Regions from separate parts of the Homo sapiens genome. Here region 1 is linked to region 2. The links are chromatin contacts, found by Hi-C or POLR2A ChIA-PET in ENCODE. All regions are on one chromosome and are shown on one strand. Each heading gives the region's core, a stretch centred on a gene start or an enhancer-like site at or near the end of the contact. The rest is flanking DNA. Distances are from core to core; before and after follow the strand shown. Region 1 overlaps SLC9A9 (solute carrier family 9 member A9). Region 2 overlaps SLC9A9 (solute carrier family 9 member A9).

Region 1 (2,930 bases), core at 149-2,648, 86 kb before region 2:
TCTCTAGAGGCTTATAAATGAAGATCAGGATAAAGGAAATTTGGGGATGTGGTTTGCTTTCCTTGCCAGGGGAGCATTTGAAATCTCAAGAGCTAAGTAAGGCCAAAATGCTCAAGCGGAGGCATGAGTTGATGTATCAGATTCACTCATAAATGGGGATAATGATAGCTTCTATTTCATGGCACCAGAATCTATAAAAGTACTCACCAAATAGCTGTTGTTGAATGAATAGTGTTGTAAAGATTAAATTAGTTTTCATGCATTAGTTTTTACAAAATGTTTGTGGCTCATAATGAGCACTATATGCATGTTAGGTTTTGTTTCAGTTATTTTGTTGTGTTTTTTCTGAGTGCTGGAATTAGGACTCATAATTATATCTCGCAGTTCAAGCTTCTTATCTATAATGGGATTATTTTATTCTATGAACTAAAACATAAAATGCTAAAAGGAGGTAAGTTGACAGAGGCAAATCCTGAATCACATTATGGCAATTTTTCAATGAATTCAGTTAGAGTAGCCACCAATATGACACTGGTTAAATCAGAAACTCCCATCTTGACAGAACAGTGAGAAGCCAGATCCAACCCTTATCAGTTGTCTGATTTTGTCTCCTTTTTCTTCATGTTGCAAAAACTATTTGAATAGTGTTTTTGGTTTTTGTTTGTTTGTTTGTTTGTTTTGTTTTGTTTTGTTTTTCAGATTTCTGATGGACTTGAGATAATGCATGCACACTTTTCCATTTGGTCAAGGTTTTTCCTTACTAACTGTATTAGTCTGTTTTCACGCTGCTGATAAAGACATACCCAACACTGGGTAATTTATAATAAAGGAAAAGAGGTTTAATGGACTCACAGCTCTGCGTGGCTAGGGAGGCCTCACAATCATGGCAGAAGGCAAAAGGCAAGTCTTACACTGTGGCAAGCAGGAGAGAGAATGATAGCCAAGCGAAAGGGGTTTCCCTTTATAAAACCATCAGTTCTCGTGAGACTTATTCACTACCAGGAGAACAGTATGGGGGAAACAGCCCCCATGATTCAATTATCTCTCACCGGGTCCCCCCCACAATATGTGGGAATCATGGGAGCTTCAATACAAGATGAGATTTGTGTGGGGACACAGCCAAACTCTCTCACTAACTTAGTAATTATCACTTGAATATTTTATTAGGCATGATAATTCATTTGCTTATAGCCACTTGTTAGCCACAGCCCTCTAAACTCAAAGCCAGGTATCCCTTCCCTTCCCTCAGTACAGTGCATGCTACAACGTCAATAGCTTCAACAAGCCAAACCTAAAACTGGATGGTAGGCTGCTTTCCCAGGGTTCTAATAACAGGTGGTGCACGGGTTAGACTCCAGGCAAGCACAACCCCAGTTTCCTCATTCTCATTCTTCCGTCCTAGAGTCATAGGAGTGGCTTCTGTTCTGCTCATCTGAAATTCAGAAACAAAATAGGGCACTCCTTTGATAGACTTTTTATTTGCTAAATTTACTGGAAATACAGCATCAGATACAGTGTCCAATCTTCCTAGTCTTCCATTTTTCAATTCTTCTCTTTTCGGTGTACATATCAATGACTTTATAAAATATGAATAAGTACTATATACATTTATATAAATGTAAAACATTTAACAAAATACTCGGTATCTAACTCTCTCCCTAGAAGCCAGTAATCATTGATGGGTTACTGAGTCCTTGGAATTGAAAACTATGACTTCTATTCTCTTCCCTTTGTTACAGTTCTTCTCAAGTTTTCTTGAGTAAAAATCCCTGCTCTCATGTGTTCAATTCACCTGGTATATAAAACCATCCAACAAAACAGTGTTGAATCCTTCCAAAATCCACTGGCAAATACTTTCATGGGATGACATTCCCTAAACAAAACTTCATAATGCCCTTGTTTTATCCACACCCCTAGAGAGGATTACATATCAAAGAATTAAAAATGTTTTAATAGAACTCAGGCCAAAATGCTTCAGATGAATTAAGAAATCCTCTGGGTCTCTTCCAAAAGCCAAAGTGAACTTGGACTTTTTCTCTCTCCAGTGTTTTTATAAAAACGTTTTAAAAGTTGAATTTGTGTTTTCTTAGCTATCTCAGTATTGCGGTTCTGATCATAAGATGTTGACTTCCTCCCAGAGGGGCATTTCCCACTCTGAAATTAGCTGCTGCATTTTTTGCTTGAGAGGCTTGACTGCGTCTCTACCCTCAAGCACCTTAGCTCACCCCGCTGTTGTTGGCACAGGGTAACTCACCCTCCTCATCTGCAGCTCTGTCTCCTCCCACATGGCACCGGCACTGTCCCTCTCATCTGTAAGATACACACATTCTCCTTTAGACTTATTTCCTTCTGTTTAGAGTTAATGCTCTTGATGGCTTCACATTTCCACTATTTCATATTGTTGGTCCTCTTAACTTATAAGTCATGAAGATCAATCAAAGTAAAGATAATAAACTCCTGACCTATCAGATAGTCTGATGCCTGGCACACAGTAAGTACTTAAGACATATTTGTCACACTTTTTTTTTTTTACTTTTGAGCTAGAAGGACAAAAATACCCAGGCATGAGTTAATGTATAGAAGGTGGCTTATTCTCCTTTGCCTTCTTCTAGGACTTTTTACTTGATCAGACCATATGAAATTGCTGCTATTTGATAGTTTAGACCTTATAGAAAAGGTAATTTTGTGTGATTCAGCTGTTTTCATGGTGCTAAGCAGCTTGATGTTCTGTTTGCAAAGAGTTCCCACCCTCACAGAGTTGTTCATAGGGTTATAGGGTGACCAACTACTACCGGGATAGAGGACTTTCAGTGCTAAAACGGGAAAAGATCACAGCAAACTTAGATTTGTTGATCACCCACTTATCACACTGCAGTCAAATTCTGCTTTCTGTACTTTCTTATTTCCTAAATGTGTAAAGGAAAAAATTT
Region 2 (3,392 bases), core at 767-3,266:
TGTAGCCCCATCATTCTACCAAAGCTGTTCTTGTTAGTCTTGATACTCCCCTCAGCGTTGCTAAGTCCAATGGTCAAGCTTCACTTTGCATTTTATTGGACAATCAAAAACTTTTAACATAATTGATCTTACTTGAAACACTTTCTTCACTTGGATTCTAAGACACACTCCACCTAATTAATCTCATACCTCCCTGGCCACCTATTGGCTAGTGTATATGCCAGTTTTTGCTGCAGGAACTAGTCCTAATATCACAATGGTTTACAACCATAAAGATCAGTGTTTTGTTCAAATTCCATAAAGGTATGGTGTCAGCTACAGATCTGCTTGACTCTGCTGGGTTCATCTGCAGCTCAGCTCGGCTTGACTCTGTTTGGAGCTCTGTGCCATCTGTTTTCTCACTCTTAGACCCAGGCTAAAGGAGCAGTCCCATCCGTAGCATGCTATTCTCTTGTAGCAGAGGAAAGGAGCAAAAGGATTGAAACTCCCAAAGTTTCCAAGAGCTTCTGCTGGGACATGGCATGTATCATGTCTACTCACATTCCATTGGTCAAAGTAAACCTGTGAATCACATCTCCTATGTGAAAGGGGTAATAAGTTGTTTGTCCTCATCTTAAGCCCATGAGATGTGGCTTCAGTGAGACCATTGACAAGTTTCATGCATGTCCTCAAAGGACTGGGGAACCCCGTGATATACTCACTGTCTGACTCACATCTAAGAAATCTAAGGTGTCAAAAACTAGCTGAAGTGGTCTACAACAGCAGAGTGAGCCACAGCTTGAGAAGTTCCTACATTCCCACCAAGAATGTATCTAAAGAGTGTGTTTCCTATTGATTGACATGTGTGATATAATGGAGAGAGCCTCTGTGGAGGTGGCTTACTTTCTGACCTAGAATGTTACCTGAAGGGGTGAGAAGATCACAGCAGAGGAAAACCGGGGCTATGGAGTTAGATGTTCAGGGGCCAAGGCAGTGGTGGATGGACACACAGTCCATATCAGGAAACTGCCCATCAGAGGGCCCAGGGGTAGACGGAACCCTGAAGAGACCTCACAAATGCCCACATGGGCCAGCTTCCAACATCCACCACAGCCAAAGGGAAATATGCCACATTCATGCCAATTGAATGAAACCTTTCTTTCCCATTTACCTCTTCCTTTTCCTCTGTCCCCTCACCTTGGAGAAGTCAAGCTAGCAACTAGGAATGGGGTAAGGAAGAGAAGGAAAATAAGAAGATTGCCCCTTCACCCCTGGTGGCAGGCCCAAGCTGATGGGGTAGGAAGACTCACTCCAGCTGAAATTTAGGGATTGTTATTATTACATATTACTAAGCTGAGACTATTTATGTGATTAGAAGTCACCAGAGGACTTAAAAATAAACTATCTGAGACTATTAAAAAGTCAAGGACCCCGCTCCAGAGTCTGAAAAAGTAGGTATGTACGTGTGTGTTGGGGAAAGGTGGGGCATGATAAAGTTATTTCTTTTGCACTCCATGAACCACATTTGTTCCAAGTGGCCTAGGCTGCTGTGCCATTACCTGGGCTGGTTGCATCTGCCTGGGCTTCATGATAGGAAGAGGTTGCACTTCAACTTTGTGGAAACCTGGCAACTTCATTAACATCTCCGACTATGAGAATATAGGAGGCTAGAATCTTAGTTTACAATTGGCTGGCCTCACATTTGACCCTGTTTACATAAAGGAAATCTAGGCATCTGGCCAATTTAGGACCAAACAATTTCGTAGCTGGGGTGTTGAGCTTCATTTCCTTCTTCATTTATAAATGCAGTTGAAGCTGATTCCAAAGCATTTTTAGGAAGTCAGTAAAAACATTTAGGCGTCACTACTACTGTTTTATTAAATTTCATCTGTTGTTTTGACCTTGCTTGTGTTTAAATACGGAAATAAAAATCTGGGTGTGGCCGTGGGGGAGTGAAGGGATGTTAAGTCATTACACCACCTACTTATCCAGTCAGGAAACCCCAAGCCACTGGTCCATTTCCTGCTTTAGTAAGCCAAGGAATGCAATCGTGTCATGTGTGTGACTAAGGGTAACATGACTCAGGTTAAGAACTGGGTCTATTGAATTTGTTTCCTGGCCAAGAAAACTACAATTCAATTGCTACTAGAGTTAAATGGAAAATATATACTTTTGCCTTCATTAGAGCTATTGCTACTTCTAAAGAATTGTTGGGAACATAAGATCAAACTTAAACATGATAGCATAAGTTCTACTTATTGTGAATTAGGACAGCCCTTGGGAATATTGCCTTTTATTCCCAGCTCTACGTATGCTTTGTGTTGGACCTTAGACATCATACCTCTGTCCTTACACATGAAAAAGAGACTATTGCTAGTCAACACTCAATACCAGGCAAATTAAAAATGCTCATTTAAACACAGGGTAGACTACTATGATCCCTTACCTGTGGATTTATTTGTTTATCTAGTTCTTCATTTCTTAAAATGGTACCCTTCACAGAAGCACCTCAGGGTACAAGCAGCACATTAAAACAGTAATTAAAATAGATAAAACATTACAAAACAGCAATTAAAGGAGCAGCAAATGAGATTACGTCTTAAAACACTATTATGCTGAAAACCTTTAAAAAAAAAAACTGTTCACCTTATCAGTATAGCAGGCACATGGGCAAGGAGGGGAGAGCCTTTGTTGTGGCTTTGAGAAGTCACAAATGGAAAACATGTGGTGAGACAAATGATTTTAAACCTTGCCTCTCAATGTAATTTTGTATCTCAAATGTAATATTCTGGCCCCCAGCCCCCACACCCCCAAGCCCTAATCTGTTCCCCTACAGGGGTGGCTTGTTTTATACCATACCTTAATGTGTCTCTTTAGCCAGAGCAGGCTACAGAGGATTCAAAAGACTCTTTCTTTCCCAGAGGCTGTAAATGGAGTCCTTAGTCATACTTTATGTAGCTCAAATGGCAGTTGATCATGCTTAAGTACTAGAAACAATCAAAGGACCATAACCTCAGAGAACATTCTTCCAACTTAGTAGGAAAATCTTTGTCATTCATCCCTAGCTCCCACCCCACCGGGCCCCATGGGCTGGCAGTTTTCTTACACAACATCATGTCCTCTCCCATCTTGTTTTATGCCTAAGCAAGCCTTTGTTCGTCTCTACTAACTGAACTCACCAGTCCCATTTCACTTTCTAGTGCTAATAACGCTTACTTGCAACATGTGAGTTTATTTATTTATTTATTGAGATGGAGTTTCACTCTGTCACCCAGGCTGGAGTGCGGTAGCACAACAATCTTGGCTCACTGCAACCTCTGCCTCCCGGGTTCAAGCAATTCTCCCTCCCTCAGCCTCCCAAGTAGCTGGGATTACAGGCACCCACTACCACACTGGGCTAATTTTTATATTTT

The links. Hi-C counts contacts between places; a loop is a spot of excess contacts on that map. ChIA-PET counts read pairs that join two places held with the same protein, here RNA polymerase II (POLR2A). Pooled maps may share reads with other maps.
Region 1: a loop to region 2 is called in a map of chondrocyte, with 2.4 times the contacts of the local background. The contact joins two enhancer-like sites. A Hi-C loop is called at or near these places in 2 of 168 maps with a recorded cell type or tissue (breast epithelium and chondrocyte), 5 of 37 single-sample maps with no recorded cell type and 11 of 50 pooled maps. POLR2A ChIA-PET finds 5 or more read pairs at or near these places in 3 of 52 experiments (H1, Panc1 and activated CD4-positive, alpha-beta T cell).

The regions. Positions count from the first base shown.
Region 1 is chr3:143,528,404-143,531,333 of GRCh38, reverse strand. All of the region lies in intron 9 of SLC9A9 (solute carrier family 9 member A9), which reads left to right. Among named protein-coding and RNA genes, the nearest start is that of SLC9A9-AS1, 190 kb to the right of the region's middle. Within about 2 kb of position 1,398, at least 5 of the 41 ENCODE cell types and tissues checked have a DNase peak (open chromatin) inside an H3K27ac peak, as active enhancers do.
Region 2 is chr3:143,442,560-143,445,951 of GRCh38, reverse strand. The region is part of intron 12 of SLC9A9 (solute carrier family 9 member A9); the gene reads left to right. Among named protein-coding and RNA genes, the nearest start is that of SLC9A9-AS1, 100 kb to the right of the region's middle. RefSeq lists an enhancer at 1,276-2,475. Within about 2 kb of position 2,016, at least 6 of the 41 ENCODE cell types and tissues checked have a DNase peak (open chromatin) inside an H3K27ac peak, as active enhancers do.